Regions from separate parts of the Homo sapiens genome. Here region 2 is linked to region 1. A link is a contact called in ENCODE Hi-C data. All regions are on one chromosome and are shown on one strand. The core of a region is the stretch at or near the end of the contact, and the rest is flanking DNA. Distances in the headings are between cores, read along the strand shown.

Region 1 (4,594 bases), core at 2,049-4,548:
TCCTCCCTCCAACTGTTGTGAAAGCCTCCACCCCACCCAGCTCTGGCTCTTCCTCCAGGACATCTGGGGTAGATCATGGATGTATTGAGATCAGGCTTTCTCAAAAGACAAGAAGAAAGGCTGTACTTCTAAGAGCTGTTGCCAGGAGTCCAGCCAACGCTCCTGAAGGTAGGAAGCCCAAAGGGACTCGTTGCTAACTCCAAACAGAGGAGATTGGGGTGGAAAGGGAACACAAGGAACATCAAACCCAGATTAGGATCTCACTAAAAACCTTCCCACACTGCTCTACATTTACCCACCACAAAACCACATCAACAAATCAGCTAAGAGCATGCTATTATTTCAGTTTTTTCGCTGCATTTAGATTCCATCTACCCATGGAAGTGTGCAGGAAGATGGAGTCACCAAACGGGATGATCCAGGCTAAGAAACAGAACCGGCTCTAACACAAGCAACAGCAACAAACACCATGAGCCAGGCGTTCTTCTAGGTGTTGAAGACGTATTTCCTCTTTAATCTTCTCAGCATCCTTAGGTGAGGGCTGTGGGTCCAGAGGCCTTATCTAAAATTTTTGGGTGGCTGGGCACCGTGGCTCACACATGTAATCCCAGCACTTTGGAAGGCCGAGGCAGGTGGATCACCCGAGGTCAGGAGTTCAATACCAGGCTGGTCAACATGGCGAAACCTCATCAATACGAAAAATGCAAAAATTAGCTTGGTGTGGTGGCACACGCCTGTAATCCCAGCCACTTGGGAGGCTGAGGCAGGAGAATCACTCAAACCCAGGAGGTGGAGATTGCAGTGAGCTGAGATTATGCCACTGCACTCCAGCCTGGGCAACAGAGTGAGACTCCACCTCAAAAAATAAAATAAAACCTTTGGGGCAAGCTCTGCTTTAGAGTCCAGAATTCTGGGGATTTTCAAAAGGCTATTCAATAAATGGGATTTATATCACATAACACCCTGACACTGTCTGACGCAGTTCTCCTATCAACTATTCGATTTTCCTTCACAAAACAAATTTAAAAATCACATCAAGGGATCTAAATAAAGACTGTAAATAGCTTTCCATCAGTTGGGTCTGGTCAGAAAAGAGGTTTGGTCCTTAGAACTTTCTGGATTTGGGAGTGTACTATACTCCCCATTTTACAGATAAAGGGAATGAGGAAGGGTAAGATGAAGTAACTTGGTCAAGGTCCTACAGCTAAGAAGTGGTTGTCGGGGGAGTGTGTGTGCATGTGTGTGTGCAGTGCTTCAGGGCACCCCCCACCCCGACCCCACCACTGAGAGCAAGGAATCAGGAGAAAACAACTTTGACTGCTTTCTGTACCAGAAACTCACCTCGAGCCTCCCACACCAAAGCCATGGGCAGCTTGTGGGTGACCTTCTTCTCTTGGCTCTGAGTTTCACTGATGCTCATTTTAATTCACTTTCATAGTGTTGTTTTGTTCTCGTTTTTGTTTTTGCTTGAGACAAAGTCTCCCTCTCACCCAAGCTGGAGTGCAGTGCTGCAATCACAGCTCATTGCAGCCTCTCCCTCCTGGGCTCAAGCGATCCTCCTGCCTTGACCTCCCAAAGTGCTGGGATTACAGGTGTGAGCCACCGTGCCCCACCTATAGGGTTTTAAACAGTAAAAGGAGCCTAGTGAAGTACGACTTACCGCAGGCACCCCTTACAGGCCCCGGGGGGACCCTTTTCTGCCGATCCCAGGGTACAGCTGTGACACCGTCTTTTCTGCCTGGATTATCCCAGTAGATAAACAAAAATTAGAGATCGTCATTCCATTTCTCTCTGTATATATTTTTCCAAGCCCTTTTCATGAATGATCAGTTATTTCCTGCACTGATTTTTTTTTTTTTTTTTTTTTTTTGAGACGGAGTCTCACTCTGTCACCCAGGCTGGAGTGCAGTGGCATGATCTCGGCTCGCTGCAAGCTCTGCCTCCCGGGTTCAAGCGATTCTTCTGCCTTAGCCTCCCGAGTAGCTGGGACTACAGGAGAGTACCATCATGCCCGGCTAATTTTTGTATTTTTAGTAGAGACAGGCTTTCACCATATTGGCCAGGCTGGTCTCGAACTCCGGACCTTGCGATCTGCCTGCCTTGGCCTCCCAAAGTGCTGGGATTACAGGCGTGAGCCACCGCGCCTGGCCCTCCTGCACTGATATAAAAAGAATTTTTTTAAATTCTCTATTTCTCCCCACTCCCACCCCCAGGCTCACTCCTTATAAAGCAGCCTCTAGCCTCATCTGCCCCTCCTACACCACACCAACTCGAGGGCCCGGAATTGGGTCTGGGGCAGTCGCTGACTTGCTTGCTTCTCTGCCCTGCTCTTGGGGTTAGCCTCAGGGGCAGGGTTGAGAGTCAGGCTTGGCCAGGCAGCAGGAGGTCCAGACAGCGAAGCAGAATCCTTCGGAGATACCAGGAGAGGGCGCATCTGCCTTTTTCCTGTTTCAGATTAGGTTTTGTTGTTGTTGTTTTGTTTTTTTTCTCTCCCTCTCTCCCTCCCTCCCTCTCTCCCTCCCTCTCTCCCTCTCTCCGTCCCTCCCTCTCTCTCTCTCTCCCCCTCCCTCCTTCCCTCCCTCCCATCCCTGCAGCGCTACCCGGGTACTCTGGATGCACATAGGGCGGCTCTCGCTCCTACCTTGTCATCCTGCTGTCTAATCCGGGGGCAGCTTCCCTCCTCCACACCAGCAGAGGCTATTCTTCAGCAACAAGAATAGCCGAGCCTATTCGTCCGCAACAAGAGCCCAAGAAGCATCCTGCAGGCTTTCTGCTTTTTGAGTGTATTTTAAAGCAAAAACGAGTGGAAAGCTATGTATGCTCAGTTAACTATGTCTAGATGTTAACCTTTTTTCAAAAAACACAGATGGAGGCCTCCCTCCGAGGATGCCTGGCATTCTCCTCTTTCTGTGGGCGGCAGCGACCCCCTGCGGCTCCAGCCTCCACTACGGGATCTGCGGGAAGACACGGGGAAGACGAACTCCGCACACTGCATTTGATTAATGATTTATTTTGATTAACGCCGTCACAGTGACGCCTTAGAGCAGTCCCTGTTCACCCGGGTCCCAGCCTCGACCCCGCACGGACAGCGAGGGTGGGTAGCTGGGGGCGGACGCAGGAAAGAGGAGGGGCGGGGCCTTGGTCGGGTGGGGTATGGAATGGGCAGGGTGGGGGGGATGGGCGGGGTATGGGATGGGCGGGGCCCGGGAAATTCCCCGGCGCGGGCAGGGAGCGGCTGGCTGTCAGCTGAGCCGCGCTGGGCGGGGTCGCCAGGCCGCGCATCAGCCCTAGGCACCCCAGTCCCGGCTGCCCCCTCCGCCACCGCCGCCGCCCGCCGGCAGGTTCCCTGGTCAGCGTCCCATCCCGGTCGGGAGTTCTCTCCAGGCGGCACGATGCCGAGGAAACAGTGACCCTGAGCGAAGCCAAGCCGGGCGGCAGGTGAGCCAGGGCAGGGGGCTGCAGCGGTGGGCGAGGGGGCGGCGGCTCCTTCCCGGCGGGCGCTTCCGCGGCCTGAAAACGGTACCCGCCGCCCTGCCCCGCGGCCCGGAGCCTGTCGGGGTGAGGGTGGCGAGGGGTGGGGCGGCCCTCCCGCGAGACGGCTGCCCTGGGAGGATCCCCAAGCCTCGGCGGGTCCTGACCTGGTGGGAGAGGGTGGGTAGTGAACACAGGGTGGGCCCAAGAAGGGTCCAGGGCCGGCCTCTTGGCCGCAGGTAACCCCTCTACAAGTCACCCAGAGACTTGGAGGTGACGTCCTCCCGCAGGCTGGGAAGGATTCCGCAGCCAGTTCCTCGCCATAAGGAGGTGGTTACAGACACGCCTGTGGGAGACATGGGACCACTACCCGAGCTGAATGAGGTGCCCAGGGTCGGTGGGAATCCACATAGACTGCTGTGTCTAGGAGAGTGTGTACACTCTATATAGAGAGAATATTTGATGAGGCCGAGAACCCCAAAGGAATTGTTTTTGCCATCGAAATGCATAAGCTACAGGAAGTAAACATCGCTCAAAGAAAATGAAACCCAGGTTCCGACCTGGCCTCCACCAGCAGGAAAACTGTTGTATGGAAATGTACACCAAGGAACTGTTTGTAAGGATGAAATGGAAAATGAAAGCATAGAAAAGTAAGGCAATGTGAGGACCTCAGAAGCCTTTGGATCTGGTTAGCAAGGTGCAGGCTGTGTGAACAGAAGAACCCACCTTGCTCTTTTGACCCAGGGAGAGAAGAGTTAGTGGTGCCAGGCTGCCTCCCAGGACAGGCCCAGTTTTGGGGCGGGGGCTGGAGAAGTCCCAGGGCAGACCCCAAGGCCAGGGATTGCCCTGGAGTGGACAAGGCAAGTTTAAATGTGACCTGTAGACAGAGGACGATCATTGATTTAAGTCCTGGCATAATTCATCTGTTTTTCCACTGGGCCAATTTTAGGCGTTCTTTATATATTACGTACAACACAATAAAAGTAACAGCTTCTTTTTTTATAAACTAACCTTTAGGTTGCATATTATGCTAGGAATATAACTAACCTAACCTCCACCCCCCCACCCCCCCACCCACCCCCGGAAAACCAAACTTTATTCTCGAGGGCAACTGGACACTGTA
Region 2 (4,520 bases), core at 77-2,576, 3.3 Mb after region 1:
ACCCCAAAATGAAGGCCTTAGAAGCAGCTCTCTCTAACCTCATGTCCTCCTGCCTCTGGCCCCTCATTCTAGAAACTGGAATCCCTCTTCCCCAAGGTGATTCACAGAAGCCAGAACCCCTCATCCCCAAAGCCAAGCATAAAACCTAAAAGTTTGACTCTGCGTGTCCCCTGCCTTTCTGTGTCAAAACTGGCGGTAAAGAAATTCTCTGCCCTGCTTTGTTTGACTGTAGGTCATAAGACCCCCATTCCAGAAAGGATCCTGCTCTATACCCAGAAGGAAGGAACACTGCACAGAAAAGCCAAAAAGAATCTAAACAGACAGGGCTTGCTCACTTAGTCTATTGGCATTAGCTCAGACCCTTTTTATGCCATCGTAGTATCTCTTAGGTTGGTGCAGAAGTAATTGCGGTTTTTGCCATTAAAAACCGCAATTACTTTTGCACCAGCTGAATACATGGCGGTCCATACTTTATTGAACCTAAGCGAAAAAATGGACCGTTTCCCCTGCATCTTTGGGTTTTCATTCTGAAGGCTCCCGGATCACATAAAGTTACGATCTAGTATATTTGTATGCCTTTTCTACTGTGAAACTGTCTTTTGTCAGTTGATTTTCAGCAAACTTTCAGAGGACGAAGGAGAGGTTTGCCCTTGGCCCCCTACAATACCTAAAGGTATGACTCTTTACTGTGGCAGCTGCTCCAAGCATCATGTTTTGCCAACAGACTCACACATACTAAGTTTATTTCAGTCACAGCAAGTACCAGGGCCAGTTCAAGTGCTCTAGCACGGCACTCTAATTCTAAAGAGAAGGAAACGCGGCACCGGGGCAGGAAACAGTGACAAGTGGGAACACAAAAACCAAAGTTCTCCGTATGCAGCATGAGGATCCAGAACCCACTGTGACATCAAATTGCCAGAGCACCACCTCCGATTTATTCTTGGGGAAAACCAAAAGAGCTACGGAATGCTCCCTTGTTCCAGACTGTTCTATGGAGAACTGGGATCTGGGGAAAATGCAACAGTTTCTTTCCGTTTGGGGATCTAGCCCCGAATTTTTTTCATTCAGCCAAACTACCGACAGTCAGACAGCGCCTGCAGGAGGGTGTGGCCAGGCAAAAACGCGGGGAACGGCCCCGGACCAGGGTGGGGCGTGGCAAGGGTTTGAAGGGCGTGTCCTACGAAGAGGTAGGGCTTGGCAAGGACCCACGGGGCGTGTCCTAGGACTCGGTGAGGGCGTGACCTCGGGCCAGGGGCGGGGAGAGAACCAGAGGGCGAAGTGGGAGGGCACAGGGGAGACTAAAAAGGCCAGGGAAGTTGGCCTGCCGGAAGTTCCCAGGGAGAAGGCAGCGCGTTGTACCCGAGGTAAGGCTTCTTGGAGTCAGAGCAGGAGCCGGAACTGTGGGCCCAGTAGGAAGAGTGGGGCCCGACGGCGGAGGCCGCGCGGCCAGGGTTCGCTGCAGAGCTCCACGCGAGGGTCCTGCCGGAAGGAAGGATTTTCTAGCCGCTGCGCTTGGGCCCTGCCGCCTCTCCTTAAGTGCTTGAGGGACGTTGCAAAGAGCGCCAGTCCCGTGTGGCGCCAGCTCCCTGTGGCTCGACAGCAATGCCCGGGGGCGTCATCGGGTAGCTGTGCTAAGCCTCCTTTAATAAGCTTTTTTTTTTTTTTTTTTTTAGATTCAGGGTCTGGCTCTGCTTCCCAGGCTAGAGTGCATTTGGCGCGATCACAGCTCACTGCAGCCTCGACCTCCTGAGCTCAAGCGAACTTCCTGCCTCAGCCTCCTGAGCTTCCTGAGTAGCTGCGACTACAGGCACGTGCCACCATGTCCGGTTATTTTTGTATTTTTTGTAGAGAGTGTCTCGCCATGTTGCCCAGGCTGGTTTCGAACTCCTGGGCTCAATCAGTCTGCTGCCTCGGCCTCCCAAAGTGCTGGCATTACAGGTCTATATTTTTTGACAGTTTATAAAAGCCAATTACCAGCGGTCATATGTCTGAGTCCTGTGCACTCTTGCTTAATCCACTCTGCAGCCCTGTGAAGGATTCTAGTGATAACGACAAAGCTAAGGTACAGAAAAATTAGGCCACACTGCTGGAAAGTTTAGAGATGGAAACAAAGTTTAGAGGTGGAGTCTTTCTGACTCCACAGCCAGTGTGCTGTTACTCTCTTAGACTACCTCATTCTTTGTACATCCCAAGTCAACAGGAACTAAAGGTATACCCTTACATAGGCAGTAAGAGGGGTTGCTGATTTAAAGAACTTTGGACCCAGAAAGAGTAGAGCCCTATTCTAGTTCTGGTTCCAGCTCAGTGACTTTCTACAAGTTGGTTTTCTTTTGCTTTTTTTAAAGACAGAGTCTCGCCCTTGCCCAGGCTGGAGTGCAGTGGTGCGATCTCGGCTCACTGCAACCTCCGCCTCCCGGGATCAAGCGATTCTCTTGCCTCAGCCTTCTGAGTGGCTGGGACTACAGGCGCGCTCCACCACACACAGCTAATTTTTGTATTTTTAGTAGAGACGGGGTTTCACCATACTGGCCAGGCTGATCTCGAACTCCTGACCTTGTGATTCACCCACCTCGGCCTCCTAAAGTGCTGGGATTACAGGCGTAAGCCACCGCGCCCGGCCTCTTGCTTTTTAAGACTAGGTCTCATTATTTCACCAAAGCTGGAGTGCAGTGGTGCTATCACAGCTCACTGCAACCTTCACTTCCCCCGTTCAAGTGATCCTCCCAGCTCAGTCTCCCACAGGTGCACACCACCACGCCCGGCTAGTTTTTATTTTCTGTTTTTTGTTTTTTTTTTTGTATTTTTGGTAGAGACGGGGTTTTGCCATTTTGTCCAGGTTGGTGTCAAACTCCTGGGCTCAAATGATCTGGCTGCCTCGGCCTCCCAAAGTGCTAGGATTACAGGCGTGAGCCACTGCGCCTGGCCTGCCTGTTTTCTAGACACATTAAGGTGAGTGGTCTCAGGCCAGGCGCGGTGGCTCACACCTGTAATCCCGGCACTTTGGGAGGCTGAGGCAGGTGGATCACTTGAGGCCAGGAGTTCGAGACCAGCCTGGCCAACATGTGAAACCTCTTTTCTTCAAAAAATTAGCTGGGCATGGTGGTGGGCATGCCTGTAATCCCAGCTACTGGAGAGGCTGAGGCACGAGAATTGCTTGAACCTGGGAGGCAGAGGCGGCTGTGAGCTGAGATCACACCACTGCACTCCAGCCTGGGTGTCAGAGCAAGACTCTGTCTCAAAAAAAAAAAAAAAAAAGGTAAGTGGTCTCTAGGTCGCTAGTGGATGTAATAATCTATGGATTTATGAGGATAAGATCCTGATTTTACCATTTAATGATATTTTGGGCCAGTTTTTTTCCTTTTTAATTGGGCAGCCCTCAAACCAGAATAGATTGAGAGGGTCTTCCAGTTTTGGGTCATATTTGCTGCTGAAATTACAAGGTAGTCAGGAAGGGTCTGTTTATTCAATCAAAGATCAATAAATGTGTATTTTGGAGGTCAGTAGCGGAGTATCCAGCCAGAAGGTGGCTAGTGAGACAGGAGGAAAATCAGGACAGTGGCTTTTCTGGAGGGACTTAGGGAAAGATCAGTTTCACTGGGCAAATTTCCCCTTCCCTGTGAAGGACAGAAAATACCTTCAATATGGCTAAAGTGAGAAGCATTTCTGAAAAAAAATGCAATTTAATATCCTTTGAAGTGTCAGTAAATTTTGAGCCAAATAGAAGCAGAGAGTAAGAGAACACAAAAATAGATCATTTAGAATCTGGAGAAGTACATGACCGTGTACTCAGTGCCAGGACTTGGCCATAGGATCCCTGTGACTATTTTAAGTTGAGTAAGCAGCCCTGATGCAAGAATTTTAGAGATTGTCTCAGTTTTAAGCTTAAAGACAAAATGATGAACTGTATAGCATGAGAGGAGCTTGGTAAATGTCCACCTTTGCTTCCATGTGCAAAGTGTTCATACAGGACATACATACATACAGGACCCATTCATACAGGAGGAATGTTTATCCTTAAATATCTTCTTTTTAAAATATTTATTAGTTTATTTATTTTTGTAGAGATGGGGGGTCTTGTTTTGTTGCCCAGGCTGGTCTTAAACTCCTGGGCTCAAGTGATCTTCCCACCTCGGCCTCCCAAACTGTTGAGATTACAGGCGTGAGCCACGGCAGCCAGCCAACTTCAAATCTATTAAATGCCCTAGTAAGCCATATAGTAATAATATTGAGAATTTCTGATCAAGCTCGAGTCTGCTCAGTATCCCTATGAACTTGACTGAGGTAGTTGTTGAATATATTTTCATACATCAAATGTGGCTTTGTTCTGTTTTCTTTAGCTGTTGTTTCTAGTGTATTTTCAGTGGTCCAGGTTTTCCTAACAAGATTTTTTTTTTTTTTTTGTGGCAGGGTCTCACTCTATTGCCCAGACTGGAGTGCAGTGGCCCTATCTTGACTCACTGCAACCTCTGCCTCCCAGGTTTAAGTGATTCTCCTGCATCAGCCTCCCAACTAGCTGGAAA

The links. A loop is a pair of places that touch in the nucleus more often than their neighbours do. Pooled maps may share reads with other maps.
Region 2: a map of transverse colon shows a loop between it and region 1 (39-fold over the local background). The contact joins the promoter of PTER here to the promoter of OPTN in region 1. A Hi-C loop is called at or near these places in 2 of 168 maps with a recorded cell type or tissue (naive thymus-derived CD4-positive, alpha-beta T cell and transverse colon) and 6 of 50 pooled maps.

What each region holds. Positions count from the first base shown.
Region 1 is chr10:13,096,865-13,101,458 of GRCh38, forward strand. OPTN (optineurin) reads left to right here and starts at 3,299. Exons shown (of 15, transcript NM_001008212.2): 1 at 3,299-3,438. It also overlaps a transcript of CCDC3 not described here. RefSeq lists silencers at 2,575-2,634, 3,105-3,674 and an enhancer at 3,955-4,084.
Region 2 is chr10:16,435,684-16,440,203 of GRCh38, forward strand. It overlaps PTER (phosphotriesterase related), which reads left to right and starts at 1,327. Exons shown (of 5, transcript NM_001261836.2): 1 at 1,327-1,364. RefSeq lists a silencer at 1,202-1,251 and enhancers at 1,672-1,851, 1,872-1,921.